Regions from separate parts of the Homo sapiens genome. Here all the other regions are linked to region 3. The links are chromatin loops, found by intact Hi-C in ENCODE. Cell type or tissue: PC-9. All regions are shown on one strand.

Region 1 (8,000 bases), 320 kb after region 3:
TCCTGTCTCATGCTGCCATCCCATAGTAAGCCTCAGCATCTATTTAGCTCATTGTTGTTGGGTTTTCTTTGTAAACCTCAGTTTCCTCACCCTGAACTGCCAGCCTTCTGTTCAGTCACCTCTTTCCCCTCTTTTTGGCATAGTGTCTGGCCCTCTGATTTGTGCTTCGTTATCATGCTGTCCTAGTATGGTAATCACTAGCCACATGTGTTGAACTAGTCCAGCCTGGGTGCGGCGGCTCACTCCTGTAATCCCAGTACTTTGGGAGGCTGAGACGGACGGATCACTTGAGCTCAGAGTTCGAGACCAGCCTGAACAACATAGTGAAACCCCATCTCTACAAAAAATACAAAAGTTGCCTGGGCAGGGTGGCACATGCCTGTGGTCCTAGCTATGTGAGAGGCTGAGGTGGGAGGCTTGCTTGAGCCCAGGAGGTTGAGGCTGCAGTGAGCCATGATCTTGCCACTGCACTCCAGCCTGAGTGACAGAGTGAGACCCTGTCTCCAAAGAAAACAAGACAACAACAAAAAGAAACAAGTCCAAATTGAGATGTGTTGTAAAATGTGAAATACACACTGTATTAAAAAAAAAACTTAGTGGGAAAAAAATGTAAAATATCTCATTAATAATTTGTTACATGGATTACATGTTGAAATGATTTTATTTTGAATATATTAGGTTTGTAAAATATATTGATATTAGTTTTGCTTGTTTCTTTTAACTTTTTTTAAGTGGCCACTAGAAATTTGCCATATGTATGTGGCTCACATATTTCTATGGGAAGGCCGGCATGGTGGCTCACACCTGTAATCCCAGCACTTTGGGAGGCCGAGGTGGGCAGATCACCTGAGTTCAGGAGTTCAAGACCATCCTGGCCAACATGGTGAAACCCCATCTTTACAAAAATACAAAAATTAGCCGGCGTGATGGTAGGTGCCTGTGATCCCAGCTGCTTGGGAGGCTGAGGCAGGAGAATTGCTTGAACCTGGGAGGCGGAGTTTACAATGAGCCGAGATCACGCCATTGCACTCCAGCCTGGGCGACAGGGTTCCATCTCAAAAAAAAAATTATATGGATAGCGCTGTTCTTGAGTCTGTTTTATGTCTTTCCCATCAGAACAGCTTTGATCTGCCCCCTTCTTCAGGGGCAGCTGGGCCACGACCGAGGCTCCCTCTTCTCAAGTGTCTGTCTAGGCTCTGCCCTGGTCTTCTCACCATTTCTCCAGTGTCTCTAGCTCCCCAGGTTTTCATTTAGCACAGGGGTAATCAGACTTGGGACTCCAGAGCCTTAGGACCCTCCTCCCACTCACCCATCCTTCCCAGCAGGGCAGCCTCACCCCTGCTAATGTCTGAGGTCCCCCTTCTGTTCAGGAGTCATGACTCTGTTCTCCATCAAGAGCAACCACCCCGGGCTGCTGAGTGAGAAGGCTGCCAGCAAGATCAACGAGACCATGCTGCGCCTGGGTGAGTGGCCCCGGGGGACTTCGGTCTGAGGTCCTGGCCAGCCCAACACTGCACCCTCCTGGGGCTATGCGACCGGCAGGATGCAGTAAGTCAGTGGGACAAGTTAGCCATAGGGACAAGGACAAGGGGTGTGTGTAGGTGGTAGTGGTAGTGGCAGCTCAAAAGAAGGGGGTCTACTCGGGGGGAAGAATTCAGTCAAGTTCATGCCGGGACTGGTTCCTCCTGCCCACTACGTCCCACGTGGTCCCTCCCACAGTTGCTTCAAGTGCCCTTCTTATTTTATTTTAGAGAAAGCAGTTCTTGGACTGAGCCCAGCATGAGTTCACCCCAGCCCCAGCTGGGTGAACTTTGAGGCCCAGTGGGGCAGACTCTCTCCTCCCCACTGCTGCTGCGGGACTGGGCTTGGTAACGTCCTGTCCTGCCCCTGTCCTCCACAGGCATTTTTGGCTTCCTGGCCTTTGGCTTTGTGCTCATTACCTTCAGCTGCCACTTCTACGACTTCTTCAACCAGGCTGAGTGGGAGCGCAGCTTCCGGGACTATGTGCTGTGAGTGAGGGGCATGGAGGCGGCAGTGCTGGGAGCTGGAGCCAAGGCCATAAAGACACCCACCTCCACCCACCGGGCAGCAGGGATTTGCCAGGTCCCTGCTGCAGACAGCAGATTCAATGGATGGTGTCTGGGTGCATAAGGCATCAGTCTCCGTAGTTTCTCAAACGTGGCAAACAACCTTCGCATCCCTTCTCACCTCTGCCCTTCCCTCTCCACCCCCTTGGTTGCCCAGCTGGTGCATGTGTGACTGTTAAGCAGCCAGTTCAGCTTCGTCTTCTCTGACTGACACTAAGTTGCCCTCTAATTCTGTGTGCTCTCCTGCAGAGCCTGCTTTAGATCCTGGCACAGGACTAGTTACCTCTCTGTGATAGGTTAATGACCTGCTAATGTTGGCTAGTTTTTGCCTGTGCTTTTTTGTGTCATAATGAGGATGGATTGGAGAGAGTAAGACATTGCTACTGCTGAGAGAAGCGCAGTACCCACTGTTACAAGGACAGTCGCTAAAATGGATGCTAGTCCAAGCCCTGACTGCTTCAGGCTCTTCCGTAAAGGTTCCGGCTTCCAGTCTGGGATGCTTTAAACCACAGTGATGCCTGAGTCTCTGCCCCAGAGATTCAATTTAATTGTCTAGGGTGGGTCCCAGGCATCAGTAGCTATTAAAAGCTCCCCAGTTGATTCTAATGAGCACCCAGGGTTGAGATCAGTGCTGTGGAGCTTAGCCCTTTCTAAAGTTTTTGGATTGATTGTCTGAGTCTACCCAGTAGACTCAGAAAACCCCACCTGTAGTCCCAGCTACTTGGGAGGCTGAAGCAGGAGATTGCCTGAGCCCAGGAGTTGGAAGCTGCAGTGGGTTGTGATCACGCCACCGCACTCTAGCCTGGGTGACAGAGCAAGATCCTATCTCAAAAAAAGAGAGAGGAAAAGAAAGGAAAGCCTCACCTGTCTACGTTCCCTCACTGTAGATGTCAGGCCAATGTGACCATCGGGCTGCCCACCAAGCAGCCCATCCCTGACTGTGAGATCAAGAATCGCCCGAGCCTTCTGGTGGAGAAGATCAACCTGTTTGCCATGTTTGGAACTGGCATCGCCATGAGCACCTGGGTCTGGACCAAGGCCACGCTGCTCATCTGGAGGCGTACCTGGTGCAGGTGGGCATGGCAGCCAGCCCCTCCTGCCCTGCCCGCCTCACCCTCAGCCTTGGGACCCCATCTTTAGGTTTTGTCGGGTCCTGCCTCTAGCACAGCCTTGGTCAGTGGTTCACCGCTGCCCCCTGGTGGCACCTTCTGTCCTTGGGTGGCCTGATGCCTGGGCCTGGGCCTGGGCCAAGGGCAGAGCCAGCTGCCATCACCTTTTAAGAGCGGAGTGATTGGAGGGCTGGGCACACAGGAGCTCTGCATTCTGGCCCCACTTCTTTGCAGAGAAGGCCTCTACTCCTGAGTCCTTGAAGGACTTGAGGCCCTTGGGAGCCTCCTTCTCTGGAAAGAATGGCATCGCTGGCCCTTCCCAAGATTTGATGGGAAGTGGCAGCTTCTTCACGCTCCTTCCCTATCCCTTCTGCTCTCAGGTTGACTGGGCAGAGTGACGATGAGCCAAAGCGGATCAAGAAGAGCAAGATGATTGCCAAGGCCTTCTCTAAGCGGCACGAGCTCCTGCAGAACCCAGGCCAGGAGCTGTCCTTCAGCATGCACACTGTGTCCCACGACGGGCCCGTGGGTGAGCCTCACCCCTCCTCTACCGGAGCCGCCTGGCCCCGCGCTGCCCATGTGCTAGTCTCTCCCAGCCTGCTGGGGGCACACAGATTATTTGGAAGACCGACTGTGAGGAGCAAGGCGCTCCCTCCATCGCTCACACACCCATTCTTCCCCCGGCCCCTCCTACCCTCTGGGGGGCTCTCCCCTCTCTGTTTCTGCCCCTGGGTCTGCTTGCCGGTGCTTGGGTTCCAAGAAGACTCCCCTCCCTCTCCCTTCTCATAAATTCTCCAGTTGCTCTCCCTGGGCAAGAGTAAGTCAGGGTTCCAAGAACTGGATTTCTGGCCTCCAGTTAGGCCCTTTGGGGACGTGAGGCCCTTCTCTTCAGATTCTGAAGGGGTAGAGATCACCGTGGTTACAGGGTGAGCTTTCTCTGGTGAGCAGGAGGGACTGGCTGTGGGAAGATGAATGGCACTGACTATGGGAGGCACTGCCAGGGACCGGGAAGTCACTATTCCTTCTCCTTTCCTTCCTTCCATTCCCACAGCGGGCTTGGCCTTTGACCTCAATGAGCCCTCAGCTGATGTCTCCTCTGCCTGGGCCCAGCATGTCACCAAGATGGTGGCTCGGAGAGGAGCCATACTGCCCCAGGATATTTCTGTCACCCCTGTGGCAACTCCAGGTATGAGAGTTCAAGCTTCTGGAGGAAGGTGGGGGGAGCACAGAGGCTGGGGGCTTCTGGGACTGGAGTACAGGGGCTGTCGGAGGAGGAGGAAGAGGAAGGAAAGGCCCCAGAGGATCTGAAGAGTGGGGCTGAGGCTCTAAGAGTCTAGAGACCTGGGCCCCAGAACTAACAGGTTAAGTGCTCCCAGGGGAGCGGGGGTGGCATGGACAGAGCCAGGGCCCCAGGCTCGTGTTGTCTCTCCTCCTGTCAGTGCCCCCAGAGGAACAAGCCAACCTGTGGCTGGTTGAGGCAGAGATCTCCCCAGAGCTGCAGAAGCGCCTGGGCCGGAAGAAGAAGAGGAGGAAGAGGAAGAAGGAGGTGTGCCCGCTGGCGCCGCCCCCTGAGCTTCACCCCCCTGCCCCTGCCCCCAGTACCATTCCTCGACTGCCTCAGCTGCCCCGGCAGAAATGCCTGGTGGCTGCAGGTGCCTGGGGAGCTGGGGACTCTTGCCGACAGGGAGCGTGGACCCTGGTCTCCAACCCATTCTGCCCAGAGCCCAGTCCCCCTCAGGATCCATTTCTGCCCAGTGCACCGGCCCCCGTGGCATGGGCTCATGGCCGCCGACAGGGCCTGGGGCCTATTCACTCCCGCACCAACCTGATGGACACAGAACTCATGGATGCAGACTCGGACTTCTGAGCCTGCAGAGCAGGACCTGGGACAGGAAAGAGAGGAACCAATACCTTCAAGGCTCTTCTTCCTCACCGAGCATGCTTCCCTAGGATCCCGTCTTCCAGAGAACCTGTGGGCTGACTGCCCTCCGAAGAGAGTTCTGGATGTCTGGCTCAAAGCAGCAGGACTGTGGGAAAGAGCCTAACATCTCCATGGGGAGGCCTCACCCCAGGGACAGGGCCCTGGAGCTCAGGGTCCTTGTTTCTGCCCTGCCAGCTGCAGCCTGGTTGGCAGCATCTGCTCCATCGGGGCAGGGGGTATGCAGAGCTTGTGGTGGGGCAGGAACGGTGGAGGCAGAGGTGACAGTTCCCAGAGTGGGCTTTGGTGGCCAGGGAGGCAGCCTAGCCTATGTCTGGCAGATGAGGGCTGGCTGCCGTTTTCTGGGCTGATGGGTGCCCTTTCCTGGCAGTCTCAGTCCAAAAGTGTTGACTGTGTCATTAGTCCTTTGTCTAAGTAGGGCCAGGGCACCGTATTCCTCTCCCAGGTGTTTGTGGGGCTGGAAGGACCTGCTCCCACAGGGGCCATGTCCTCTCTTAATAGGTGGCACTACCCCAAACCCATCTTTTGTTCTCCTATATCCTCCTTCTTCTGTTCCATTTCAGTTCAGTTTCAGCGGTGCCAACCTCTTTGCGTTTCCTTTTTGTTGATGAGGACCCAGAGCTGCTGCACACACTCACCTCTAACCCCCTCCCCTCGCTGCTGGGCCCCATCTCCACAGGAGAGACTGGTTCAGCTCTAGGGCCTCAGTCTGGAGTGGGATAGGAGCAGTGAGTGACAAAGCCTCTGAAAGATGCATCATCTCTTCCTCACACCCATTTAGTGGGGGATGGGTCCTCTAGACTTGAGGGGCTACCCTGGGAAGCTGCCGTAGCTTCAGCCAGGCAAGAAAGCTTCCTTCAACCTGCATAGCCGGTGGGTGAGGAGATTCCCACCTTCCATAGCCTCCAAACATGTTCCCAAGGCCCCACTTTCAAGAATCAGACAGCAGGAAGCCATAGATGCTGGCTGGGTTCCAGGTTATGGGGAGAAGAAATACAGTCAATAAAAGGTTTTTGTATAAACTCTTGGTGTGTTTTTCCTTTTTTTTTTCTTTTTCTTTCTCTCTCTTTTTTTTTTTTTTAATTGAGATAAAAGTCTCACTCTATCCCCCAGGCTGGAGTGCAGTGACATGATATTGGCTCACTGCAACCTCCGTCTCCTGGGTTCAAGCAATTCTGCCTCAGCCTCCTGAGTAGCTGGGATTACAGGTGCCTGCCACCACACCCAGCTAATTTTTGTATTTTTAGTAAAGAGGGGGTTTCACCATGTTGGCCAGGCTGGTCTCGAACTCCTGACCTCAAGTGATCCACCCGCCTCGGGCTCCAAAGGGCTGGGATTACAGGCGTGAGCCACCGCGCCCAGCTAGTGCGTTCTTTCTTCTATGGGCTCCGATCCTGGCCTCCTTACCTTGTCTTGGTCCCAATCTTTTTGGTCTTCCCCATCTTCCCGAGGGTGCTCTGAAAGGCCAAGAGCTTTGTGCTAATGTGGCCACGGCTGACAGTCAGATGTCAGGCTGATGGCGCCCTCATGTGCTGGCTGTCCACCTGAGCCAGTCGGCTCTATATGAACAAAAGCTCTTCTGTGACCACGGCTGCCTCGCGGAGCAGTGATCACAAGATAATTGAGCACAGGCATGCAGCTTCCCCTGGGGTGATGGTGTCTGCCTGATGGGAGTGGAGATGGGCAGGACTCCTCGAGGCATTCCTGGACCTCATCTCTGGGGGCCTCTTTCTTCTACCAGGGACGTCCATTGGGCTAGACGCATTCTGATCCACAGCTTCCTCCCCTGGCCAGTCAGGGAAGCCTGTTAGCCCCACTTCCTCCAATGAGATAATCAGTAGAAGACTGGGAACTGGGGTGCAAGGGCTCAGGATTATGAGAGAAGGAGGTCTGTGTAGCAAAGGGGCTGGTGCCCACAGACCTGGCGGGTATTGTGGAGTACAGACCAGGCTTGTTTGGGGAGTACTCTTTTTTGTTGTTGAAATAGAGTTTCACTCTATTGCCCAGGCTGGAGTGCAGTGGCACAATCTCAGCTCACTGCAACCTCCGCCTCCTGGGTTCAAGAATTTCTCCTGCCTCAGCCTCCCGAGTAGCTGGGATTACAGACGTGTGCCACCATGCCCAGCTAATTTTTGTTTGTTTATTTATTTATTTATTTATTTATTTATTTATTTATTTTGAGAATGAGCCTTGCTCCATCGCCCAGGCTGGAGTGCAGTGGTGCCATCTCAGTTCACTGTAACCTCTGCCTCCCTGGTTCAAGCGATTCTTCTGCCTCAGCCCCCCAAGTAGCTGGGATTTCAGGCGCGCACTACCACACCCCACTAGTTTCTGTATTTTTAGTAGAGACAAGGTTTCTCCATGTTGGCCAGGCTGGTCCCAAACTCCTGACCTCAGGTGATCCGCCCGCCTTGGCCTCCTGAAGTGCTGGGATTACAGATGTGGGCCACTGCGCCCGGCCTAATTTTTTTTTTTTTTTTGAGACAGAGTCTCCCTGTCGCCCAGGCTGGAGTGCAGTGGCACAATCTCGGCTCACTGCAAGCTCTGCCTCCCTGGTTCATGCCATTCTCCTGCATCAGCCTCCCAAGTAGCTGGGACTACAGGTGCCCGCCACCACGCCCGGCTAATTTTTTGTATTTTTAGTAGAGACGGGGTTTCACCATGTTAGCCAGGATGGTCTCAATCTCCTGACCTCGTGATCTGCCCGCCACGGCCTCCCAAAGTGCTGGGATTACAGGCGTGAGCCACTGCGCCCAGCCAGGAGTAGTCTTTGAATGCTGCTCATGTGATGAGGACACCGCATTTTGACCATGGCCAGATTCCAGGAGAAGGGGAAAGGGAATACTAACCCACGGATTGTATTCC
Region 2 (8,000 bases), 60 kb before region 3:
TGGGAGGCTAAGGCAGGAGAATTGCTTGAACCTGGGAGACAGAGGTTGCGGTGAGCAGAGATCATGCCATTGCACTCCAGCCTGGGTAACAAGAGCAAAACTCCATCTCAAAAAAAAAAAAAAAAAAAAAAGAAAAAAGAAAAAGAAATACGTTCTCTAGCTCTTTCTCCTCACCCCAGGCCAGAGTCTGTTTGGGTGCCTCGGTTTCCCTGCTGTTCTATTCCCCAGGCCTGCAGCCTTTGGCTTGCCCTGAGTGCAGCTTTGCCTGGGCATCCCAGCTGGCTCCCTTAGGCTCTCCCTGACCACTCTGCCCCTGGTCCTGCCTACCCACCTGGTCACATTTCCCCCTGGCTGCTCTGGCTGGGGCTCTCCCTGTTTCTGCCTGGCTGACCCACCCTTTCCCTGGCAGGATCTGCCCTGTGGCCCAAATGGGCATGTTGCCCAGGGGGCTCCCTGGCACTATGGGGGAAGAGTCTCTCCTTCCCCTCTTATCATCTCAGTTGAGTCAGACTTGGGGGAGGGGGATACACAGTGTGAGTCACTGGGTACCCTTTTCCTGAGCTCAGCTTCATACCGAGGCGATGAGGCCAAACGGGCTGGTGACAGGGACACTGAGTCAGGGGCAGGGGCCCCGGTCTTACTCCTGGGCCTCTGGATTTGGGCCCTACATGAGGCTTTTCTATCTGTAAAGTCAAGCAATGGCTGGGAGGCACACACAACCCCCCGCCCCCCCGCAGGCTTCTCCTTCATTGGCCCGGGCAAGGTCCCTGCTTCCTCTCAGGCCGTCTCTGCACAAGCACACACACTTCCCTTCCCTGTCCACAGGTGGACAATGCCCTGGGCTAGGAGCCAGCCCTCGCAGGCCCTGTCAACAGCCTGCCACCAACTAGTCTAGAAAATTCTGTGAACACCAGATCAGTGGGTTTTGCCCTAATCACTGGCCTCAGTTTCCCCATTTACCTCTTCAGCCCGTGCGGGGTGTGGAGGGAGCATATTTCATTCCTGACAGTTTGGTGTGTTGGGTGTGGATGGAGAACTGTCGGCCCTCCCCGCCACCTTCCAGCGCGGCGGCACCGGGGGCCCAGGGGGTGGGCGCCCTCAACCCCGTCCCGCCGCCCGGGCGGCGCGGGGGAGGGGCGGCGGGGGCGGGGCGTCCTGTGCGGCGCGGCCCCCACCCGCGGGCCGGGCGGCATTCCTGGGAGGCCGGCGCTCTGACGTGGACCCGGGGGCCGCGGGCGCGGCGGGGGGGCGGCGGTCCGGGGGCTTCTTAAACCCCCCGCCCCGGCCCAGCCCGCCCTTCCCGAGCACCGCTCCGGCCCTGGAGGGAGAGAGAGCCAGAGAGCGGCCGAGCGCCTAGGAGGCCCGCCGAGCCTCGCCGAGCCCCGCCAGCCCCGGCGCGAGAGAAGTTGGAGAGGAGAGCAGCGCAGCGCAGCGAGTCCCGTGGTCGCGCCCCAACAGCGCCCGACAGCCCCCGATAGCCCAAACCGCGGCCCTAGCCCCGGCCGCACCCCCAGCCCGCGCCAGCATGATGAACAACAGCGGCTACTCAGACGCCGGCCTCGGCCTGGGCGATGAGACAGACGAGATGCCGTCCACGGAGAAGGACCTGGCGGAGGACGCGCCGTGGAAGAAGATCCAGCAGAACACATTCACGCGCTGGTGCAATGAGCACCTCAAGTGCGTGGGCAAGCGCCTGACCGACCTGCAGCGCGACCTCAGCGACGGGCTCCGGCTCATCGCGCTGCTCGAGGTGCTCAGCCAGAAGCGCATGTACCGCAAGTTCCATCCGCGCCCCAACTTCCGCCAAATGAAGCTGGAGAACGTGTCCGTGGCCCTCGAGTTCCTCGAGCGCGAGCACATCAAGCTCGTGTCCATAGGTCAGTGCCGGGGGCGAGGGCACGGGCGCTGCGGGGATAGGGTCGTCCCATGGGGCAGGGGCACAGGTGCGGGGTGGGCGCGCGGGGAGCTGAGAGACAGGGCGGAGGGCACCCCCCGGTATAGAGAGAAGACCCTGGCCCCGGCCCTCCCACCCATCGACAAGGGCCATGGGCACTGCCTGCACACCCCTCTGGGGACAGCGAGCACTCCCTGGGTGCCCCGGGGAGTCCAGGCCTTAGGGTTTGCGAGCCCTCCAGCTGCCGCCTCCCCATGCACATTCCCACCTCCCGCCTCGGCTCACCGTTCCCTTTCCTTCCATCGGGCAACCCTAGCCCACACTCGGGAGGACAGAACCAGTGCCTGTCACTGATTCCTGGGGGCATCTCCCCGCCCCCAACAAAACAAGTGGCTTCCCAGCTTCACAGCCCCTCCGCGGGCTGGGAGAGGGCTGAAGACAGGTCCCCAACCACTGCCCGCGTCTGCGGGCTCTGGGGCCGAGGGGAGCTGGCGCGGGAGGCCCTCTTCGTGCATGTGCTCAGCAGCTGGGTTCAGGCCCGGGGGCCAGGACAGGCAGGGCCCAGCCTCAGAAACCTAAAAAGGCACTGAGCGAGCGCGGGGAGACTTAACCCCTGTCTGTCCTCCTCCTGCTTCAGCCTGCGGTGGAGGGGGCTTCCGCAAGTCCAGGCCCTGCCCCAGCCCACCCCCTACCGCGGGATTGGCTGCAGCTAACGGTCTGGGCTGCGGGGAGGGAGGGAAAGGCCTGTGGAAGGGAGGAAGTCTTTGAGTGTAACCAGATTTGGAAGGTGTGTAGTGCAGGGTGGGGGCGGGGAGGCACTCTAGTCTTGGGAGCAGAGACGCCAAGGGTGGGCTTGGAGTGGCAGGAGGCTGTCCTGCCCTCAGAGTCCTGCAGTCATCCCTGAGGCTGGGGGCCTGGGGAAGATCCCCCCGCCCACCCCTGTGGAGAGCTCTTAAGAACCCTGCTGGGATTTGCAGGACGAGGTCCTTGGACGGTGCACCCCACGGCCCCAGGAGGGGAGTTTCATGTGGGGCCAGGTGGGCCCCACACAGGATGTTCCCTGAGATTTCTCCAGATGACTTGATGTCTGTCAGCCCCACTCTCCCTTGGGGCCATCTCTAGGCCTCCTGATATAGCAGCTGAGGTCAGCCCAGGGCCCTTTGCCCCGTCCAGTCCCCTCCCTAGCCCTTACCCCCTCCTGCCCCAATACTGCCCCCCCACCCCACCCGCCTGCCCTGTCCTGGAAATAGCCCTGCCTCCGTGACACAGCAGATGTCTCTGAGCTTTCCAGAAGGACAAGGCTGAGGGCAGGGGGTGGGGGAGGGAGCCTGGAGTGTGTAGTGAGACTGAGGGCTACGTGATGGAGGCTGAGGGGTCAGAGAGGAGTCAGTCCTGGGCCGGCATCCTCAGCAGGCTGGGTTTTGAAAGGCAGGACTGACTGTACCAGGTGGGGTCTGGGGGAAGAGCCGGAGGCTTCGGCAAGACATATAGGAAACCGCTCAGCCTTCCCCTCCCCTCCAGTCTGCGGGGGCTCTCGGCCCCTCTCCAGGCCTCGTCCTTCCTGAGCACACCTCTCCCCTCCCCCGTGGCGGTGCCTGGCTCCAGCCCCCTTGGCTCAGCAGAGGAGGGGCTGGCTCAGAGCAGAGGGGAAGAAGCAAAAGCTGGTTTGAGGGTGGGAGGGAAGCTCCCTGGTTCCCGCTGGGAGGAAGGGGAGGCAGTCCCCATTTGGGCCAAGTGGCTCACTGGCGCTGATGAGATAAGCTGTCAGCAATTCAGCTGCCGGCCCCAGGCTGAGGCTGGAGGGGAGGGGACACCGGCAGCGACCAGCTGGGGCGCCCCACCATGAGGAGGTTCAAAGGGGCTGCCCACGAGGCAGGGGCATCCTGCTTCTGCTAGCTCCCCTACTCCATTTAGTGGTGGAAAGGGGCTATCCATGGGGCCACCTTCTGAGTATTGTCTCAGCACCGAAATCGAGCATCTGGGCACCTCAGGGGGTGTCAGAAAGACTCCCCACTTCTCTTTCCAGGAGGGAAGTCAGGGTCTGGAGTAGCAGCTGGGATCCAAGCCCACCTGAAGAAGGGGCACTGAGCCCAGGTTAAAGGAGCTGTGCCCTTCATATCCTCACCACCTTGTCCTGGCCCCCCGTTGCCCCTCGTTCCCTCCGAACAAAGAGGCCTATGAGGCAGCTCTGTCTCGCAGCTGTTCCCCAGTTGCTATTCCTTCTCCTGGAGCCAACAACCAAGGGAGGGGCGGGAGGGGGCAGCAGCTGTCCCAGCACCTCCCTAGGCCCAGCCCTCTCCTCCCCCTCCATTTGAGGCCTGGGGTGGCCTCGGGAACTAGCTGTCTGGCTCCTCCCACTCCTTTGGGGGTATCCCTAGGCAGATGGAGAAGTGGCTTGGTGAGCCCTGGTGGCGCTGAGCTCCTCTCCTCTGCCTGGCCTCCGAGAGGGAGGAGGGAGAGGGAGGTCATTGCTTCCAGAGTGGGACTTGGGGCCCCACTGCCCTTCTCCTGCCCCAAGCCTGGACCACTTGCTGTCTGGCCCAGGGCCAGTTGCTGGGGAGAAACTTCCCTCTCCAGCAAATATGAATGACCACCCTCCCCATATACACACCGCCCCCCCCAACCCCTGCAGCCTCAAGGCTTCCTGCCCAGGGGTCTGGCTCCAGTTTGCAAGAAGTACTTCTGGGCGTGTGAGCTTTGGAGGCTGTCGGGGTTGTGAGAGGCTGGGGGCACTGGGGCATCCAGACTGTGTGAAAGTGTTGGAGCCTGTGTGTTTGAGAGAAAGCACCGGGAGGCAGGGAGTGAGTGTGTCATGGAATCTGAAAGCTGCCAAACCATTGTGCTGCAGTGGAGCCAGGGGAAGGGGGTGGGCTGGGGAGCTGCTGGGGAAGGAAGGATGAATCAGTGACAGGGTGGGGGAGCCCAGGCGGCCAGAGCCCCAGCCAGAGGGACAGGGAGACTGAGGCACCCCTCCCGGGGCAGGTGGGAGTGGGGCAGGGGATGCCCTGGATTTCCCAGGCTCTCGGTCTCCTAACACTTTCCCCAAGACCTGGGGAAGGGTGGAGGGGAGAAGATGTGTAAGGGGAAGGCTCCACTCCACCCTCTCCCATCTCTCGGGCAACATCAGTAAACAAGACTGTCTTCCACCCCCTTCCAGCCTCCTGAAAGCAGTGCTTTGGGAAGCTGATAGATTTCAGAACTTCATTGCCCTTTACAAGTAAGCTGAATTCCAAAGATCTATCTACATGCTAGGCCACCCCAGGCTTCTGGATATTTCTTTCTGATTGTTAAGGGGGATCTAGGCGCCCCCCCCCCCCAAATCTTGAGGAACCAGTTCTGGCTCAAAGGATTCCTCAAAGGAGGTGATGGGTGGAGTGTGTCAGCTCCTGAGGCTGGAGTCCCTCTGGCCCCCAGCCTTTGACAACATGACTTTCAAGACTTAACTGAGAATGTACTGGACCCCACCCACCCACCCCTGCCCCACTATCAGAACCCCTTGGTTTCTAAAGCCCTTTCTGGCATTCGGGGTAGAGTGTGAGTGGAAACTTGTCCTACCCCACTCCAATTTCAGTTCTTAAAATATTCATTCAACCAATATTTATTGAGACCTTACTATGTTTAAGACCTTCATTGTAGAAAGATAAAACCTAGTGTCTAGAGTGAAAAAAACCAGACCAAAAAAAAAGAGAGTATATACTGTGTGATTCCATTTATATAACACTCTAGGAAATACAAAGTAATCTATCGTGACAGAGAGCAGATCAGTTGTTGCTTGGGATGGAGGGACAAGGACGGCAGGAGGGAGGGCTCACAAAGGGGTGTGTGCAAGGAAACTTTGGGGAGTGATGGATGGTACCTTCGTTATTCTCCATCTGTGGTGACGGCTTCGTGATATATCCATAGTGTCAAAGCTTCTCAAACTTCATTCTCTAGCATGTGCAGTTTGCTGTATGTCAATCATAGCTCAGTAGAACTGTTAACAAAACAAAAAGGCTCTGCCCTGGGAGCCTTACAATCCCACAAGGCCAGAAAGAAACCAGGTAATTACATAGACAGGAGGCAGACTCACTTGCTGTAGCTGAGGTGAGGGTACCTTCCAGAACCACAGGAACACAGAGAAGCAGCCTTCTGACCGGAAGGGCCCCATAAAGAACTTGGCATCTGAGTGGGGCCTCGCAGGAGGGAGAGGGTCAGGTAGGCAGAGACTAGAGGCCTGACCCCAGAGCTCTGGCCCGAGGAGCTGCGCAGGTGAGGGAGGGTGCTCTGGGGCAGTGGAGGGTGGGGCGCCCCTGAGCCCGTCTGTGCCCTCCCCTCTGCAGACAGCAAGGCCATCGTGGATGGGAACCTGAAGCTGATCCTGGGCCTGATCTGGACGCTGATCCTGCACTACTCCATCTCCATGCCCATGTGGGAGGATGAAGATGATGAGGATGCCCGCAAACAGACGCCCAAGCAGCGGCTGCTTGGCTGGATCCAGAACAAGGTGCCCCAGCTGCCCATCACCAACTTCAACCGTGACTGGCAGGACGGCAAAGCTCTGGGCGCCCTGGTGGACAACTGCGCCCCCGGTGAGTGGGCCAGTGAGCACAGCATGGAGCCCTTAGCTCCCAAAGACAGAGGGGACAAGCTGGGGCTGCCAAGGCGTGTGGTTGTCAGAATGCACACCCTGGGGCCTGGGGGCCAGGATCCCCTGCAGGGTTTGTCCTCCTCCAGCTGTGGCTCTCCGCTGGCTGGTGGCAGGCCCTACCTGATGAGTGTGCCAGATTCCGCAGAGGCAGGAAGAGGTTTAAAACCCCTCATTTTACAGACAAGGACACTATGGCCCAGAGAGGGCTGGTGACTTATCCAAGATCACACAGCTTATCTGTGGCAGAACCACCTAGAGCCCAGGGCCTGGACTCCCTGCCCCATGAATTTTTTACTGTGCCACGAGGCACTATTCCTGCCGAGCTGAGAGAGAGGCAGTGTGGTGACCAGGACTTGTAGCAAGACCAGGAGTTAGATCCAGAGAAGGCTCTTCTCTGGGAGACCCTGGGATGACTTTGAGAAGGGGTTGAGGCTCAGGATGATGTGGGATGAGGCCAGTGGGGCACTGCCTGGTGGCAGGTGAGCCAGCCTTGCCCCTTCTCCGTGTAGGTCCTGGCCTGGTCAAGTGGGGACAGCTCAGGGGCCATGAAAAAAGCTGAGGCATCACTGGCTAGAGCGTACCCCATGGACAGCTCCCTTTCTGCCCCTCATCTCCTGAAAAGATAGGTTTTCTCCAGGAGTCACAGCCCCTCGGGAGAATCCTCCTCCACCCTGGGGTCAGCCGGGGAGCAGAGGGTGGGAGGCGGGGGCACAGCCTCCTGGGAAGCATTCCCAGCTGCTGAGCCATGGCCCATAACTGGTGTGGCTGCCAGCAGTGAGCTCAGCTGTTCCAGCCAGTCATGGATTCCAGCCTTGAGCCGGCCCCCTCCCCGAAACGGTGTGCCGTCCCCCTCCTCCAGCTCTGGCCTAAACCAAGCGCCCCTTCACCTGCACCGTTCATAGGAGTGATCTGGGGCTGCCTCAGCGTCCTTCCTGTTAGGAAGGCAGGGCTCCTGAGGGCTGCAGAGGAGAAGTCATTCTCTCCTCACAGGCCCTTTAATGCCTCAGTTTCCCCAAGTGAGCAGTTAGAAGGAATAGGGAGTCTCATACCCTAAGACTGGTGTGGAAAGCGTTTGGAGTTCTAGAGCTTCGGGGCAGCTGTGAGGAGGCCTTCTAGGGGGGATGGGTCAGGGGCATATGTGGGACAGGCACTCTGACCTCCTCTGCCCACCCCTGAGAAAGCTGAATGAGGCAAGAGATAGCGAGAGGGGGTACCCTCCCAGGGTTTGGGGTTCAAGGTCTGAGCTGGGGCCTGGGCAGGCAGGAGGCCGGCCAGCAGGGCTGGTGCCAGGCTGCGTCAGCCAGGGCAGAAAGGCTTCATTGTTGGTGGTGGAGAGGGCTGTCCTGCTCCTACGTGGTGAGGGGCCTCGAAGCTGATGGGGTCAGCAGGAACCTGGCTGGTCAAGGCCTAGAGCTGGTGGGAAGGGGTGTAAAGCCACAGCCTCTGAGGGTGTTGGGTGAACAAATGCCCTGCATCCTG
Region 3 (8,000 bases):
GCCCACTGATGAATCCAGGAAGGGGTGGGGTCCCAGGGTGGTGACAGCCCGCTCTTGGCACCTCTGCCATTTGCTCACCTCCCTTTTTAAAAAAGAAGGGTGAATTTCAGGCTCAAAGCCTTGGTGGGCAAAAGTATCTGACAAGGATTTAACAACATTATAATTTTAATTATATTCATTTTTATGGTAATGTGGTCCTGGCAAGTCTAATTTTCCACTTACAGTGTGATATAAAACTCCTTTCTAAATCAAATTAAATTAATAAGTGAGTTAATTGGAAGGCAAATAGTAAATAAAATTACAGTTGGTAAGGGCAAGTGGCCAAAATGGCCAAGATCGCACAAGAGTGAGGGAAGACAGGGGGACTGGGGGACTGGGTCTTTTTACAAGAGCCAAATTTAGGCCCAGAGAGGCTATGTAACTTGCCCAAGACCACACGGCAAATAGCAACAGAGGCAGGAGAAGATCCAGGCTTTAGTGTCAGGCTTTTTTTTTTTTTTTTTTTTTTTTTTGAGACAAGGTCTCACTCTGTCACCCAGCCTGGAGTGCAGTGGTGAAAACACGGTTCACTGTAGCCTCAAACTCCTGGGCAATCCTCCCACCTCAGCCTCCGGAGTAGATGGAACTACAAGAGGCACCACGACCAGCTGATTTTAAATTTTTTGTGTAGAGACAAGATCTCTCTATGTTGCCCAGGCTGGTCTTGAACTCCTGGGCTCAAGTGATCCTCCTGCCTCAGCCTCCCAAATTGTCGGGGTCACAGGCTTCAGCTAGGGCTCCCAGCCTCGGGGCTTTTTCTTACTGTAATAAATATTTTAGATCCACCCTAGGGCAGTAAAGATTATTCTGACCCAGCCCTCTGGTCTCCCGCATCCCACCCCGGCAGCTCCCTATCCCATGACCCTCACCATCACAGTCAGGGCAGCAGTCGCCCCTGGCAGGGAAGGGGCACAGTGCAGGGGCACATGCCTTGGGCTCGCAGCTCACGCTGCCCTCCCAGCAAAGGCAGAGGTGGCAGGCAGCAGTGGGCGATGGGAAGCGCTCCCCGCTGGCAAACTCCTTCCCCTGGTACAGGCAGCCTGGGGAGAAGGGCAGGGGCTGGGGGGCCGTGGGGACTAGAGGGCTGTGGGGACTTGGTGGTCGTGGGGTTGAGGGGCGTGGAGGACGGGTGTCGTGGGGGCCGTGGGGGCTGGAGGTCGTGGGGGCTGGGGGTCCGTGAGGGCGGGGAGGCCGTGGGCTCCGTGGAGGCTGAGGTCCGTGGAGGATGGGTGTCGTGGGGGGCTGGGGGCCGTGGGGGATGGAGGGCCGTGCCGGCTGGCTCCCAGGCCATGCTGACCGGACACTACATTCCTAACAAGATCCCCGACGTGGGCGGAGCGGGCCTGGAGGAAGGGGACTGGGCAGGGCGCTCCGGGGCGGGGCGGGGCGGCAGGACGCGGGTGGCCGGGAGGGGCACCGCCAGGGCGTTACCGTCGCAGGAGGGGCAGCAAGGCCCCTGGCGCGGGTGCGCGCAGGGCGCGGGCGGGCAGGGCAGCCGCTGGCAGGACACGGAGCCGTCGAGGCAGAGGCAGCGGCGGCAGGGATCGCCGGGCGGGGAGAAGTACTCCTGGTGGCGGGCGTGGGCCGCGCCGGGCCGTGGGCAGCCGGCGGGGGCTGGGGCGGCTGCGGCGAGACAGCGCATCAAAGGGGCCCAGGAACAGGCCTCCGAGGGGACCCCCAGGGAGGAGCAGCCGAGGGGTGCGGCCCCTACCTGGGCACTGCGGGCAGCACTCTCCCGGCAGCAGGACAGGCTCTGGACAGGGCAGCGGCACGCAGCGGCGGGCCAGGCACTGCACGTTGCCGCTCTACGGACCGACAGACGCACCACGGGTCAGTGGGTTAGTTGGGGGAGGCCGAGGAGACCCCTCCCACCCAGTGCCACCAGGTCCCACCCCTCCCACCTGGGCGGGCCTCTCCTGGCCTCTGCAAGTCCCGCCTCCACTCCCCTGGGCGCCTCCCACCCAGGTGCAGACTCACCAGACAGCGACACAGACGGCAGGGGTCAGAGGGGTGGGGGAAGTCCGCTCCGCTGGGGTACTCTTTCCCGCCAAAGGCACAGCCTGGGGGAGGGAGGGGCTATAGCCTGGGAGAGGGCGACTGCCCCAGGGCGTGCTGCCTTCCGGGGGCCATGCCATCCCATCCCAGAAGGCCGCCCTGACCCGCCCACCTCACCGCTGCAGTCGTTCGGGCAGCAGGTCCCAGGCAGCGGGTGGGCACAGGGGGCCCTGGGGCAGGGGCGAGGCTGGCAGTGGGCATGGCCTTCCTGGCATCGGCACTCCTGGCAGGGGTCTCGGGGGTGGGAGAAGCTCTCGCCGTCCACAAACACCTCTTCCTCCAGGATGCAGTCTGGGCAGTGGATGGTGGGGGCAGGTATGAGGGCAAAGCCTGACAGTCCCTCCAGCCCTGGAGTCCAGAGCCGCCACACAAGTGCCCACTTGGAAGCTGACTCGAGGGGAAAGAGGAGGAAGTGGCCATGTGCACATGTGTGCAGGCATGTGTATCGTTGTGAGCACACACGAGTGTGCGTGCGCATTGGGGGTCATTCACCTGCAGGCAGATGTGTGTCTCTGAGGGGAAGAAGGGGAGTGCTTACACATGTGTGTACCTGTGTTTGACACACGCCCTCACACAGACTCTCTATGCGGGCAGGGACGTGTCCCATGCATCCCAGCACCCGGCCTCCTACGTGGCAGGCTCAAGTGCCTGCTCATGAACCTGTGTTATCCAGGTAGATACATGGGTTTACCTGGGGGGTAGGGGGGTGGGGGCCCTAGCGTGGTGGGGCGGGGGGCAGTAGTTACTAGAAGAGGAAATGGAGCATGGGAGGAGAGGGTGGTGTAGGTACAGGCAGGAATAAACAAATCTCTCTACTCTCCCTCCCACCCACACCCCGTGAGTTCCAGAGAGTTCTAAGCTCTGAAACAAGACTGAAACAATTCAGAAGGCCATTGCTTTCTAAGGTACCTGTTGGGCCCATGGGGCTGTGGGACAGCAGCCTCTGGGGCCCTGATCCCCTCAGGCCCAGTGAGTGCCCACATACCTGGGCACCTGGGGCAACACTGGCCTGGTCCACTCTGGGGCCTGGCACAGGTCGTGGGAGGGCAGTCAACCAAGGAGCATGTCACAGTTCCATCCTGCGAGAGAGCAGGGGAGAGAGCAATCGGGGCATGCCCAGGAGGGGCTCAGCAGGGCAGCAGCAAGGCTGGGCAGTTACCTGACAGTGGCAGGCATGGCAAGGGCTGTCTGCATCCGTGAAGTTCTGCCCATTGGCATACACTTGGCTGTGGTAGGTGCAGCTGTCACAGCTGGGGCAGCAGGCACCTGGGTGGGGCAGGCTGGTCAGGGTGAGCTGGGTAATGCAGGGGAAGAAAGCCAGGATCAGCCCAGGCACTCACCAGGGGGCTGGGTGGGGTGCTGGCAGGGGGCTGGGGGGCAGAGCACAGCCCCGCACTTGGGTACCCCATCTTGACAGACGCAGGCGGTGCAGGGCCGACCATCAGGCTCCCACTGGACTCCCTCAGCAAACTCCTCTCCATCCAGCTCACAGGCTGTAGTAAGGGGGCTGTCACATGGCAGCCTACACACCTCCCACCCATCCCTGTCCTTCCCAGGACACAGGGACCCCACCTTCGCCATCCCCGCTGACACTGTAGAATGGCTAGTGGACTTAGCAACCCGTACCCCGTCCTGGGAAGGAGCACCCTCCTTCTGCAGCCCTCAGAGGCAGCGCCCATAGCAGCTGCTCCTCCCCCTCTCACACACACCTGGGCAGAGCTGGCGGCCAGAGGCAGGCAGGGCACAGGGGGTGACTGGGCACTCCTGCTCCTCACAGGAGACCTCGCCAGCCTAGGAGGGAAGCAGGTGAGACACCCTGAAGGAATGAGGCAGATCTGGGTGTGAGCGGAGGGACCGCCTACCTGGCAGGAGCAGCGGACACAGAGGCCCCGCTCTTGGAGTCTGAAGGTCTCCTGGCTCTGATACTGGTGTCCCTGGTACTCACAGCCTGGATGGGATGACAGGGGCGTGGGGGTATAGGGCTGGAGGCAGAGGGGAAGCTTCACGTCACCCTGAGGTGTCCAACCCCCACCCTGACAAAGAAGACCCAGCCGAGTTCTCCAGGGCGCCCTGCCAGCAGCCCCCTGCCCCCCACAGCTATGCCACAGAAGCGCAGGCCCCAGCATGGTGCCAGTTTGCCATGAGAAGGTGTGGTGAGGACTCACTTTGGGAACAGGGTAACAGGGGCTTAGGTCCAAGAGAAGCAAATCCCCCACACCTACAGCCTCTCTGCAGCCAAGGCCTGCCCCTCCCGCAGAGACCCCGGCCCCCACTCACCATCGCAGACAGGGCAGCACTGCCCAGGGATCTTGCCTGGGTGTCTGCAGGGCACTGGCGGGCAGGGCAGAGGCTCACACTGGACACTCCCATTCTGCCAACAGGGCCTGGTCAGCACGCCAGAGGCAGGCCCCGGAGCCAGGCCCTCCCTGCCAGGCAGCCACACTCACAGCACAGCGGCAGTGCGAGCAGGGGTCCCCTGAGCCCACAGGCTCCCCGCTGCGGTGCTCCCGCCCGTTTAGGAAACAGCCTGTTGGGAAGGGGGGCCTTAGATGTTCCTCAGGGGCCCCTCCCCACCCTCTCCTGGCCTTCATGGGCCCCCGAGCAGGGCCACCCATCAATTTTCTCCAGGTTGCCCACCATGGTCAGGCCTCTGCCCTACCCACTGACTCACCATCACACACAGGGCAGCAGGTGCCTGGGAGGGGCCGGGCTGGGTATGGACACAGGCTGGCACATTCTCGCTGGCGGCACTGGATGTGACCCTCCTGGTGGGGAGAATGAACAGGGGAAGGGGCCGACAGGGCTCAACTGAGAGGTGGAAATGGCATTAGAATCCCAGCTATCCACTTATTAGATGTGTTTATGGGTTGAATTGTGTGTCCCCGCCCCCAAATCCATATGTTGAACTCCTCACCCCCAGCACCTCAGCCTGTTACACTATTTGGAAACAGGGTCATTGCAGATGTAATTAGTTAAGATGAGGTCATACTGGAGCAGGATGGGTCCCTAATTCAATATAACTAGTATCTTTTTTTTTTGAGATGATAAAAAAGACTTGCTGATAAAACAAGTTGCAGGTTTGCAGGTTGCAGGTTGAGATGGAGTTTTGCTCTTGTTGCCCAGGCTGGAATGCAATGGTGTGATCTCAGCTCACTGTAACCTCCACCTCCTGGGTTCAAGCGATTCTCCTGCCTCAGCCTCCCAAGTAGCTGGGATTACAGGCACGCACCACCATGCCCAGCTAATTTTTTATATTTTTAGTAGAGATGGGGTTTCACCATGTTGGCCAGGCTGGTCTCAAACTCCTGGCCTCAGGTGATCCACCTGTCTTGGTCTCCCAAAGTGCTGGGTTTACAGGTGTGAGCCACTGTTCCAGGCAATATCCTTCTAAAAAGGGGAAATTCACACACAGACACACACAGGGAGAATGGTATGGAAAAGAGAAGGCAGAGGTTCAGGTGCTGCAGAAGCCAAGGAATGCCAGAGTTCACTAGCAAATCACCAGAAGCGAGGGCAGAGGCTGGAGCAGATTCCTCCTCACAGTCCCAGAAGGAACCCTCCCACACCTTGATCTCACACTTCTGGCCTCCAGAACTGTGAGAGAATATATTTACATTGTTCAAGACACCCAGTATGCACTTATGCACTTTGTTACAGCAGCCCAGGAAACTCATACAGATACATAAACTAGCATGTCACTTAAGCTCTCTGTGACTCAGTTTACTCGTCTGAAAAAAAATGGACCTGAAAAAATAGTCCTGTTCTCATAGGCTTGTTGTGGGATGAAAGGAAACAAGGGGGCTGGTGTGGCATCTACCTCTAGAAGCTGGTACTTAGCATGGTGGCTACTGCCACTACCCCATGGCCTGACCCCAAAAGACCCCATGCCTTGAATTCACACCCACATCACTGGGCTCACTGCCTCCAGCCCCATCAGGGTCTGAGCAGCCAATGACTTCTCATGGGTGGGGAGAGGGAGGACGTGGTTGTGTCAGAGGCGTTTGAACCAAAGCAACTCCATCTTGAATAGGGGCTAGGTAAAATGAGGCTGAGACCTACTGGGCTGTATTCCCAGATGGTTAGGCATTCTAAGTCACAGGATGACAAAAGAGGTCGGCACAAAATACAGATCATAAAGACCTTGCTGATAGAACAGGTTGCAGCCAAAACCCACCAAAACCAAGATGGCAATGAGAGTGACCTCTGGTCGTCCTCACTGCTACACTCCCATCAGTGCCAAGACAGTTTACAAATGCCATGGCAATGTCAGGAAGTTACCCTATGTGGTCTAGAAGGGGGCATCATGAATAATCCACCCCTTGTTTAGCATATCATCAATAAATAACCATAAAAATGGGCAACCAGCAGCCCTCAGGGCTGCTCTGTCTATGGAGTAGCCATTCTTTTACTCCTTTACTTTCCTAATAAACTTGCTTTCACTTTATAGACTCACCCTGAATTTTTTCTTGTGCAAGATCCAAGAACCCTTTCTTGGGGTCTGGATCAGGACTCCTTTCCTGTAACATCTTTCTGGCGACCACTGAAGGGATGATAGTGCGGAAACCCCCGACCCAAAGGCTAATTTTTGGTAAGTGGTGGGGTCTGGTAATATCTTTCTGGTGAGCCATGGAAGGGACAATACTGAAGAAACCCCCCGACCAGAAGGAAATAGGCTGCAGCACTGACTGGCGGACTGTGGGTAAGTGGGGTGCATATACCCGGGTAAATAATGGGATTGGGTTAGAGGCCCAGCTTAGGGGAATTAGAGGCCTCTCTTAATAAAAGGCAAGGATGCTTGATGGACCTTGGGATAGAGGCCCAACTGGGGAGGGTTACAGTCCCTTCTAATATTTAGAGGGTTAGAGGCCCCTCTGGGTAAAATCCCTCCCGGTTAAGAATGGGTTTGGCACTACGGGATGTTAACTGCTATTCTCTTGGGATTAATCTGCCTTGTACTCTTTGCTGACGGCTATGGGTGACAGGATTAGGCAAGTACAGGATCGTGGGACATGCGGAGCTTTTTCCTCCCTAAAAGGGAAAACTTAAGAGCTAATAGGACTGCCAAAAAAGATCCCTCCATGGCCGGTCGCGGTGGCTCACACACCTGTAATCCCAGCACTTTGGGAGGCCGAGGAGGGCGGATCACGAGGTCAAGAGATTGAGACCATCCTGGCCAACACGGTGAAACTCCGTCTCTACTAAAAATACAAAAATTAGCTGGGCGTGGTGGCACACGCCTGTAGTCCCAGCTACTTGGGAGGCTGAGGCAGGAGAATCACTTGAAACCGGGAGGCAGAAGTTGCAGTGAGCTGAGATGGCGCCATTTCACTCCAGCCTGGCGACAGAGCAAGACTCCATCTCAAAAAAAAAAAAAAAAAAAAAAAAAATTCCCTTCTCTACCGATACACAGCCATCCAAACTTTTGAGCAATAGGTGGGTCTTTCTCTGGCCTCCCTGAGCACTTTGCCTTTCCCACTCTGCCTCAGGCAATGTGTCCCCCTGTGCCCTCCACTGCAAGCTGGGTGAATGAATAGTAATAATCACTGTTTATTTCCTCTGCAAAGTTTTGATTAATGGAAAAGAAGAATGTGTGAGCTAGTCTTAAGCTATAGTGAATCTGGTATGCTTTGTGTGTCTTTCTGTATTGTTCTGTCATAAAGAAAGGTACCTTAGAATAGAACACAGGCTTAGGACACCTGTAAGCCTGCTTTGCAAGACAGCCCAGCAAACTTGTCAGTTACAAACTTTGCTGCAAGTCCCTGAAAAATAACTGGATAAGGTTTCCCTTGTCTTGTATGTCCTTGGGAACTTGACCTTGTAACCACATGGCAGTACTTTCTCTTGGTCTCTGCCATCACAATGGTGACTTGGGTTCAGGGTTCAGCTCACAACTTAGAGGATGAGTC

The links. A loop is a pair of places that touch in the nucleus more often than their neighbours do. Peaks named below come from ENCODE experiments on the same cell type or tissue, not always from the same donor. Only the 100,000 strongest peaks of a DNase experiment are listed, where the experiment ranks them.
Region 1: a loop joins it to region 3, with 5 times the contacts of the local background. A loop is called at or near these places in 17 of 110 quality-filtered maps.
Region 2: it touches region 3 in a loop (2.9-fold over the local background); 17 of 110 quality-filtered maps call a loop at or near these places.

The regions. Positions count from the first base shown.
Region 1 is chr7:129,207,389-129,215,388 of GRCh38, forward strand. SMO (smoothened, frizzled class receptor) reads left to right here. Exons shown (of 12, transcript NM_005631.5): 7 at 1,371-1,463; 8 at 1,901-2,009; 9 at 2,975-3,160; 10 at 3,577-3,725; 11 at 4,248-4,382; 12 at 4,636-6,157. The coding sequence ends at 5,063. Among named protein-coding and RNA genes, the nearest start is that of AHCYL2, 14 kb to the right of the region's middle. In PC-9, CTCF peaks have their summits at 3,272 (motif pointing left) and 3,471; no DNase peak of the experiment used is centred here.
Region 2 is chr7:128,829,113-128,837,112 of GRCh38, forward strand. It overlaps FLNC (filamin C), which reads left to right and starts at 1,294. Exons shown (of 48, transcript NM_001458.5): 1 at 1,294-1,877; 2 at 6,214-6,462. The coding sequence starts at 1,526. RefSeq lists a silencer at 1,350-1,511 and an enhancer at 4,360-5,003. In PC-9, no CTCF peak of the experiment used is centred here; no DNase peak of the experiment used is centred here; H3K4me3 peaks cover 992 bases.
Region 3 is chr7:128,889,435-128,897,434 of GRCh38, forward strand. KCP (kielin cysteine rich BMP regulator) reads right to left here. Exons shown (of 40, transcript NM_001366122.1): 9 at 4,766-4,859; 10 at 4,542-4,621; 11 at 4,372-4,465; 12 at 3,957-4,042; 13 at 3,804-3,885; 14 at 3,435-3,587; 15 at 3,254-3,360; 16 at 3,080-3,173; 17 at 2,212-2,385; 18 at 2,017-2,099; 19 at 1,751-1,844; 20 at 1,471-1,662; 21 at 909-1,079. LOC105375497 (a long non-coding RNA gene) reads left to right here and starts at 1,795. Exons shown (of 4, transcript XR_927958.2): 1 at 1,795-1,869; 2 at 6,542-6,682. RefSeq lists enhancers at 508-1,098, 1,099-1,688, 1,689-2,279, 3,229-4,429. In PC-9, no CTCF peak of the experiment used is centred here; DNase peaks (open chromatin) are centred at 1,427, 1,947, 3,317 and 3,897; H3K4me3 peaks cover 3,969 bases; H3K27ac peaks cover 4,633 bases.